2 separate regions of the Homo sapiens genome follow, and region 2 is linked to region 1. Evidence: chromatin contacts called from ENCODE Hi-C or POLR2A ChIA-PET data. All regions are on one chromosome and are shown on one strand. Each heading gives the region's core, a stretch centred on a gene start or an enhancer-like site at or near the end of the contact. The rest is flanking DNA. Distances are from core to core; before and after follow the strand shown.

What was found. Hi-C counts contacts between places; a loop is a spot of excess contacts on that map. ChIA-PET counts read pairs that join two places held with the same protein, here RNA polymerase II (POLR2A). Pooled maps may share reads with other maps.
Region 2: a loop to region 1 is called in a map of gastrocnemius medialis, with 7 times the contacts of the local background. The contact joins the promoter of TIMM50 here to the promoter of PAK4 in region 1. A Hi-C loop is called at or near these places in 2 of 168 maps with a recorded cell type or tissue (gastrocnemius medialis and vagina) and 12 of 50 pooled maps. POLR2A ChIA-PET finds 5 or more read pairs at or near these places in 2 of 52 experiments (CD8-positive, alpha-beta memory T cell and activated CD4-positive, alpha-beta T cell).

The regions. Positions count from the first base shown.
Region 1 is chr19:39,123,861-39,127,381 of GRCh38, forward strand. It overlaps PAK4 (p21 (RAC1) activated kinase 4), which reads left to right and starts at 1,926. Exons shown (of 10, transcript NM_005884.5): 1 at 1,926-2,059.
Region 2 is chr19:39,479,011-39,482,531 of GRCh38, forward strand. TIMM50 (translocase of inner mitochondrial membrane 50) reads left to right here and starts at 1,828. Exons shown (of 11, transcript NM_001001563.5): 1 at 1,828-1,951; 2 at 2,873-3,023. The coding sequence starts at 1,844. RefSeq lists enhancers at 1,516-2,110, 2,231-2,280.

The DNA.
Region 1 (3,521 bases), core at 676-3,175:
GAAGGAAGGAAGGAAGGAAAGAAAGAGAAAGAAAGAAAGAAAAAGAAAGAAAGAAAGAAAATTAGCCGGTGTGGTGGCTTATGCCTATAGTCCCAGCTACTTGAGAGGCTAGGTTGGAAGGATCACTTGAGCCCAGGAGTTTCAGACTGCAATCCCGCCTGGGCGACAGAGTAAGACCCCTATCTAAAAAAAAAAAAAAAAACAAAAAACAAAACAAACAAAAAAAAAAACGAATGAACAAATAAAAAGAAAAAAGATAGGTAAACATAAAGAAAAATTAACTCATCATTCAATCATTCATTCATTGTTGCCACCGACATTAGTAGAAATTAATTAAATGCCTACTATGTGGCTGTTCTGGGGCAGAGGAGAAGCACCAAACATTTAAGAGTATCTCTGAAGGGGTGGAATTACCACGCATTCAAACAGCCCTTCCACCAATGTTTACTGAGCATCTACATGCCAACAGTGCTGGGGCACTGGGAATGCAGCAGTGAACAAAGACAGAAATCCATGTTGTCATGGGGCTGACATTCCAGCAGAGGAGACAACCAACAAGCAATAACTACAATTAGGAGTGAGAAATAAGAACAAAGCAGACAGAGTTTGGTAGTATGTGAGAGGGATGTTTGCTGCTTTCCTTAGGGTGAGCGAGGGAATTAGTTCACAGAGAAAGTGACATCTGTGTAAAGCCCTGAAAAAAGGGAGGGAGAGATAAGGATACCTGGGGGAAGAGTATGTTCCAGGCAGAGGAACAACCAGTGCAAAGACTGTGAGGTGAGAGCGCACCTGACAAGAGTTCAGGAACAGCATGAAGGCTGGAGTCCAGTGAATAAGATCCAGGAGGAGAGATGTCTGGCCGGGCGCAGTGGCTCACGCCTGCAATCCCAGCACTTTGGGAGGCCGAGGCAGGAGTATAGTTTGAGCCCAGGAGTTCGAGACCAGCCTGGCCAACACAACAAAACTCTCTCTTTAAAAATAAAAGAAAAAGGCCAGCTTGGTGGCTCACACGTGTAATCCCAGCACTCTGGGAGGCCGAGGCGGATAGATCACCTGAGGTCAGGAGTTCGACCTGGCCAACATGGTGAAACGCTGTCTCTACTAAAAATACAAAAAATTAGCTGGGTGTGGTGGTGGACGCCTGTAATTCCAGCTACTCAGGAGGCTGAGGCAGGAGAATCTCTTGAACCCGGGAGGCGGAGGTTGCAGTGAGCTGAGATCGCGCCATTGCACTCCAGCCTGGGCAACAAGAGCGAAACTCTATCTCAAGACAAATAAATAAGTAAAAATAAAATTTAAAAAAATTTTTAAAGAAGATGTCTGCTGTTTGTTTTCAATATTTTGACCAATTACTTCGTAAAAACTTATTTAAAAATTGAAGAGCAAACAGTCTCAGGTTCCCGGGCTCAGACAGACCAGCGTTCAAAACTCATTACCTTCTTTCTATGATGCTAAGCCAGCTATTTCACCCTCTGAACCTCTGTTTCTTTATCTGTAAAATGGGTATTAATGATATTATACCACAGGGTTGTATATGCAGCGAGAAAATGCAAGTAAAACACTTATCCCGGTGCCTGCCTCCTAGTAAGTGCTTAAGAACTGTTTCTGCCCATTAACTCATTACTTTCTCCCAGCCCCTAACTCCTTCTGGGGGGGAAGTTAGAAAATCGGTATCACACGAAAACAGTCATTTCCCCTTTAAGGACCTCAGTGGGCCGGGAGCCAGCCTTCCCGCACCTTTTCCAAAATTTCCAATCCCCGCTTGGCATTTTCTGCCCGAAGGTCTCCGATTGGACGCTCTGTACCAATCGGAGGCTGGAGCGGGCCCTGAGAGGCGCCCGACTCCGCCCCCGCACTGGCCCTGCCCACTGCCCGGTCAGCCTCGTTGCTATGGGGACTGGTGGGCGGTGAGGGGGGAAAGCCCCGGATGTTCGTTGGGGATTCAACATGGCGGCGGGAGTGTCCGCGGTGGTGGCGGTGCAAGAGAGCTGAGGGAGGCGCGAGGGCGCGGAGTTCCAGGTCGAGCAGTTAGGCCGCGAGCGACTGCGGCGCCGAGCCGGTAGGATAAGGGGTCCGGCCAGGGGCTTGCGGTGGGCCGGGCGCTGGCGGCGGGACGGCGTTTCCGCGAGGAGGGGGGCGGGGCCGCCGGGGTCAAAGGTCACTGGTGGAGGGAAGGGTCGCGTCCGAGGGGTCGGGGGTTAACGCAGACTGGAGGGAGTTGTAGTGGAGGTCGGAGATCAAACCAGCGAAGGGGGCGTGGCGAAGGGGAGTGCAAAGTTTGAAATTCGAAGTGGGGGCGCGTTCGAGGGGTTCTGGGCGAGTCTCAAAAAAGGCAGGGTCAAAGTTAATAATTTGAGGGAAGGCTGCCCCCACGAGGGTCAGAGGTCACAGCCCCAGGGGCGCCAGGTTGGAGGTTTAAAGCTGCCCCTAGCGGAGCAGATGAATGAGTTTTAGGTTCGGGGGCGTCTTTTAGGGGTTCAAAGCTGGGGCGTGCCTAGAAGGTACAAAGGTGAGAATCTGACAGCGGGGCAGCTGTTTCCCAGAGTCAAAAATTAAAACCCAAGGAGGGCGTATTGCGGGGGACGGGGGGGGGGGGGGGGGCCGGGTCAGAGATGCTTCCTGGTGACAGGAGAAGGGGGAACCCTCCCACAAATAATAATGGCAAACACTCATGAAACACTATGGGCTAGACCCTCTTTTTAACGCTTTACTTGTATGAGCTTATTCAGTCCTCACTATAGTCTTAGGGGGTCTTAACCTGGTATTAAGAGGTTAAGTGATTTGCACAAGGTCACCCGATGCATAAGTTGTGCGCTGGGATTCTAACTCCGGAGTTCTGGCCCAGAGCCCTGCTCTGGCCGACCGCCTCTCAAATCATCATAATGTCGGTTAATGTTTAATGAGGGCTCACACTGTGCTCCACGCCCTGTGTGCCCGGTCGTATTTCACTCCTGCTGCAATCTTGTGAAGTGAGTGCTCAAGATGAACCTACTTTACAGACGGGAAAAATGAGGCTCAGAAGCTTCTGCTGAAGGCAGAGTTAGAATCGAAGCTGGGCCTGGGTGATTCCAGGGCTCCTGCCCCTGGTCGCCACATTGTCCGCTGCCAGCCATTAGGTCTCTCCTGGAAGCAGGGGGCTGGGCAGGGCTGGGCCACTCCCTGGGCGGATCGGATTGTCTGCTTGGTTTCCTTGGAAGGGTGTGATCTGGCAGGGAAGATTCCTGTGAGCCTATGGGAGTAGGGTGTTTGTAGGTGGTCTGGAGTCCGAGCAAGGGAGTCCGACGGGCTTCTGACTGGGGAGAGTGTCCCTGGGTGGTACCCTGGGCAGAGCGGGGTGTTCACTGTTCTTAAAACCCTAAGCTCTCACTGTGGTCCTTAGTCACTCCCACCTCACTTCTTATGGCTCTGCCCATTTCTCCCCAGCCCCTTTACTGTTCTCCAACTCCAGGCCCATGCCTCCCGCCCGGTCTTTGACCTTCCTGTTCCTTCTGCTGGGAATCCTTTCCCCACCCTGCCCTCTC
Region 2 (3,521 bases), core at 578-3,077, 360 kb after region 1:
ATCTAGGCTCACTGCAACCTCTGCCTCCTGGGTTCAAGCGATTCTTCTGCTCAGCCTCCCCAGTAGGTGGGACTACAGGCGCGTGCCATCATGCCTGGCTAATTTTTTTTTTTTTTTGTTATTTTTAGTAGAGACGTGGTTTCCCCATGTTGGCCAGGCTGGTCTCAAAACTCCTGACCTCAGGTGATCCGCCTGCCTCAGCCTCCCAAAGTGCTGGGATTACAGGCATGAGCCACTGCGCCCGGCCTATTATTATTAATTTTAAAAATAGAGATTGCAGTCTTGCTATGTTACCCAGTGTGGTCTCAAACTCCTGGCCTCAAGCGATCCTCCTGCCTCGGCCTCCCGAAGCACTGGGATTATAGGTGTCAGTCACAGCGCCTGGCCAGAAGAGTTTTCGAGGGCTGGCTTTTCAGGTCGTTTTCTGGGCCTCAATGTCTATTTCTGACAATGTGGGGAAAAGAAAGATCAGATTGTTACTGTGTCTGTGTAGAAAGAAGTAGACATAGGAGACTCCATTTTGTTCTGTACTAAGAAAAATTCTTCTGCCTTGAGATGCTGTTAATCTATAACCATACCCTGTTATAGATGACGGGGTTCTCTATAACCAACCCCGTGCTCTCTGAAACATGTGCTGTGTCAACTCAGGGTTAAATGGATTAAGGGCTGTGCAGGACGTGCTTTGTTAAACAGATGCTTGAAGGCAGCATGCTCCTTAAGAGTCATCACCACTCCCTAATCTCAAGTACCCAGTGACACAAACACTGCGGAAGACCGCAGGGACCTCTGCCTAGGAAAGCCAGGTATTGTCCAAGGTTTCTCCCCATGTGATAGTCTGAAATATGGCCTCATGGGAAGGGAAAGATCTGACCGTCCCCCAGCCCGACACCCGTAAAGGGTCTGTGCTGAGGAGGATTAGTAAAACAGGAAGGAACGCCTCTTCGCAGTTGAGACAAGAGGAAGGCATCTGTCTCCTGCCCGTCCCTGGGCAAGTCTTGGTATAAAACCCGATTGTATGTTCCATCTACTGAGATAGGGGAAAACTGCCTTAGGGCTGGAGGTGGAACATGCGGGCAACAATACTGCTCTGTAAGGCACTGAGATGTTTATATGTATGCATATCTAAAGTACAGCATTTAATTCTTTACCTTGTCTATGAACCGTTGTTCACGTGTTTATCTGCTGACCCTCTCTCCACTATTATCCTATGACCCTGACGCATCCCCCTCTCCAAGAAACACCCAAGAATGATCAGTAAATACTAAGGGAACTCAGAGGCTGGAGGGATCCTCCGTATGCTGAACGCTGGTCCCCTGGGCCCCCTTTATTTCTTTCTCTATACTTTGTTTCTGTGTCTTTTTCTCTTCCAAAGTCTCTCGTTCCACCTAACGAGAAACACCCACAGGTGTGGAGGGGCAACCCATCCCTTCAGACAATTGGGAGGTGAGGGCCGATTGCCTTACACGGTGAGACAAGCGGCCTGACTCGTGACTATTTTTTTGGACAAATCAGGCAGCCACTGACTCCCTTCATTATGGCCTCAGCTTTATCTCTGGGCAATAAGTGTGATCCCTTCCTTCGCTGCGTCCTTTGCAGGGGCGGTGGCGCTCTGCAAGGCCCAAGGGGGCGTGGTCCAGATGACTTTGAATCCCAGTTGTCGCCCCCAGGGTCAGCCAGGAGACTAGTCAGAAGCAAACGCGCCTGCGGCAATCCGCCCGATGCCTTTGGTCTCTCTCGGGCTTCCGTCCACCCGCCCCTCCCCCGCGTTTCCATTGGCTGTAGCTCCGGCCCGGGGCGGGCGAAGAGGGAGCGAGTGGGCGGGGCCGCGTGGCGTCAGCGCAAGATGGCGGCCTCGGCAGCGGTGTTCTCGCGCTTGCGAAGCGGGCTCCGGCTCGGCTCGCGGGGACTGTGCACGAGGTTGGCGACGCCGCCCCGCCGGGCCCCAGATCAGGTGAGCGGAACGAGGGTGGCCCTCTGAATGTGGGGTCCCTTCCCTGGAGTTACGGACATATCGCCGCCCCTTGGGGGTTCCGGGACGCCTCACCTCAGGGTGCTGAATGAAACGCCGCTTGTGTTTTGGGGCCCTTCCCAACCTCCTGGGTGGTTGCTCCCCTAGGCTGGAGGCTGGGAATCCAGGTGTGTCCTTAGACCCCACCTCCCACCCACGTGGGTGCCGGAGGAGGAGGGGGTTACCGTTCCCCGTTTCAGTGACCACTCAGGTGATACTTGAGCAGGAGGGGCCTGGGACGCTGGAGTCCCAGTCTGGCCGTGGGAGTTATTTTCTCTGTGGCGTTGGTGGTGGCGAGGTAGACGTTTGGGTTTCCAATTCGACTTGCCTCCATGTTGACAGAGACCCAGCCATTCTGACCTCCAAGTCTATCACTTCTGTGCCTTAGTTCCCCAAGCCCCAGACAAGTGATTGCCCTTCCCCGCCTCCGCTCCTATCCCTTACCCTATAACTCTGCTACTTTTAGCCCCAAGCAGCCGGACGTCGTAACTCCCGGTTCTGTCTGTACCCCTTCCCCCACCACTTGTGCCCTCCGTTCCCTCTCATCCCAGTGTTTAGGCCCTCCCATCCCTTATTCTCCGTGCTTTGCTTTTCTGGGCTGCAGACCCTCCAGTCCTGTTGCCTTCAGGATCCTGTGCACCTGGCCTGTTAGCTTTTAAAACTCCTGGCATCCTGGTGCGGGACAGTCTGGTTTTGACCCTCTGAGCAGCCCCACATCCTGACTGCTACTCCAGGGACACAGATGTCCAGGGCTCTGTGGGTGTCTGCCTCTTGGCTCCTGAACTTGATTCTTCTTGGACTGGAGGGTGGGGACCATCCTGACCTCTCTTCTCTCTTGGCTGACCTCCCCTTTCTCAACCGCAGGCCGCAGAGATCGGGAGCCGCGGGAGCACTAAGGCGCAAGGGCCACAGCAGCAGCCGGGCTCAGAGGGTCCCAGCTATGCCAAAAAAGTTGCGCTCTGGCTTGCTGGGCTGCTTGGAGCTGGTGGGACTGTGAGCGTCGTCTATATCTTTGGTGAGGGACATATCCCTGTCCCCCAGTTTTGTTCCTTGGCCTCCCTGGTCCACTGTGGAACCTCCCACTCTTGCCCACTACCAGCTTCTCTCGTCTTCATTCCCTGGCTCCTTCCTCAATAGGGCAGCCAAATAAGACACCTACCTTGAAAACCAGGGAAGTCTTCTTTCTTCTCCCTTCCACTCCTTAAGGTTCTAGTCTTTCTAGTTGGTTCCTGTACCAGGATAAAGGAAAGAGGGGAAGATGGGGAAGGATAGGCCTGGATCAGCTTCCTAAACTTTGTCTTTCCTCAGCAGCCAAAAATCCAGCCTTCCCACTAGTTACTTTAAATCCCACAGACCCGGCCGGGCACGGTGGCTCACGCCTGTAATCCCAGCACTTTGGGAGGCCGAGGCGGGCGGATCACGAGGTCAGGAGACGGAGACCATCCTGGCTAACACGGTGAAACCCCATCTCTACTAAAAATACAAAAAAAAATTAGCCCGGTGTGGTGGCGGG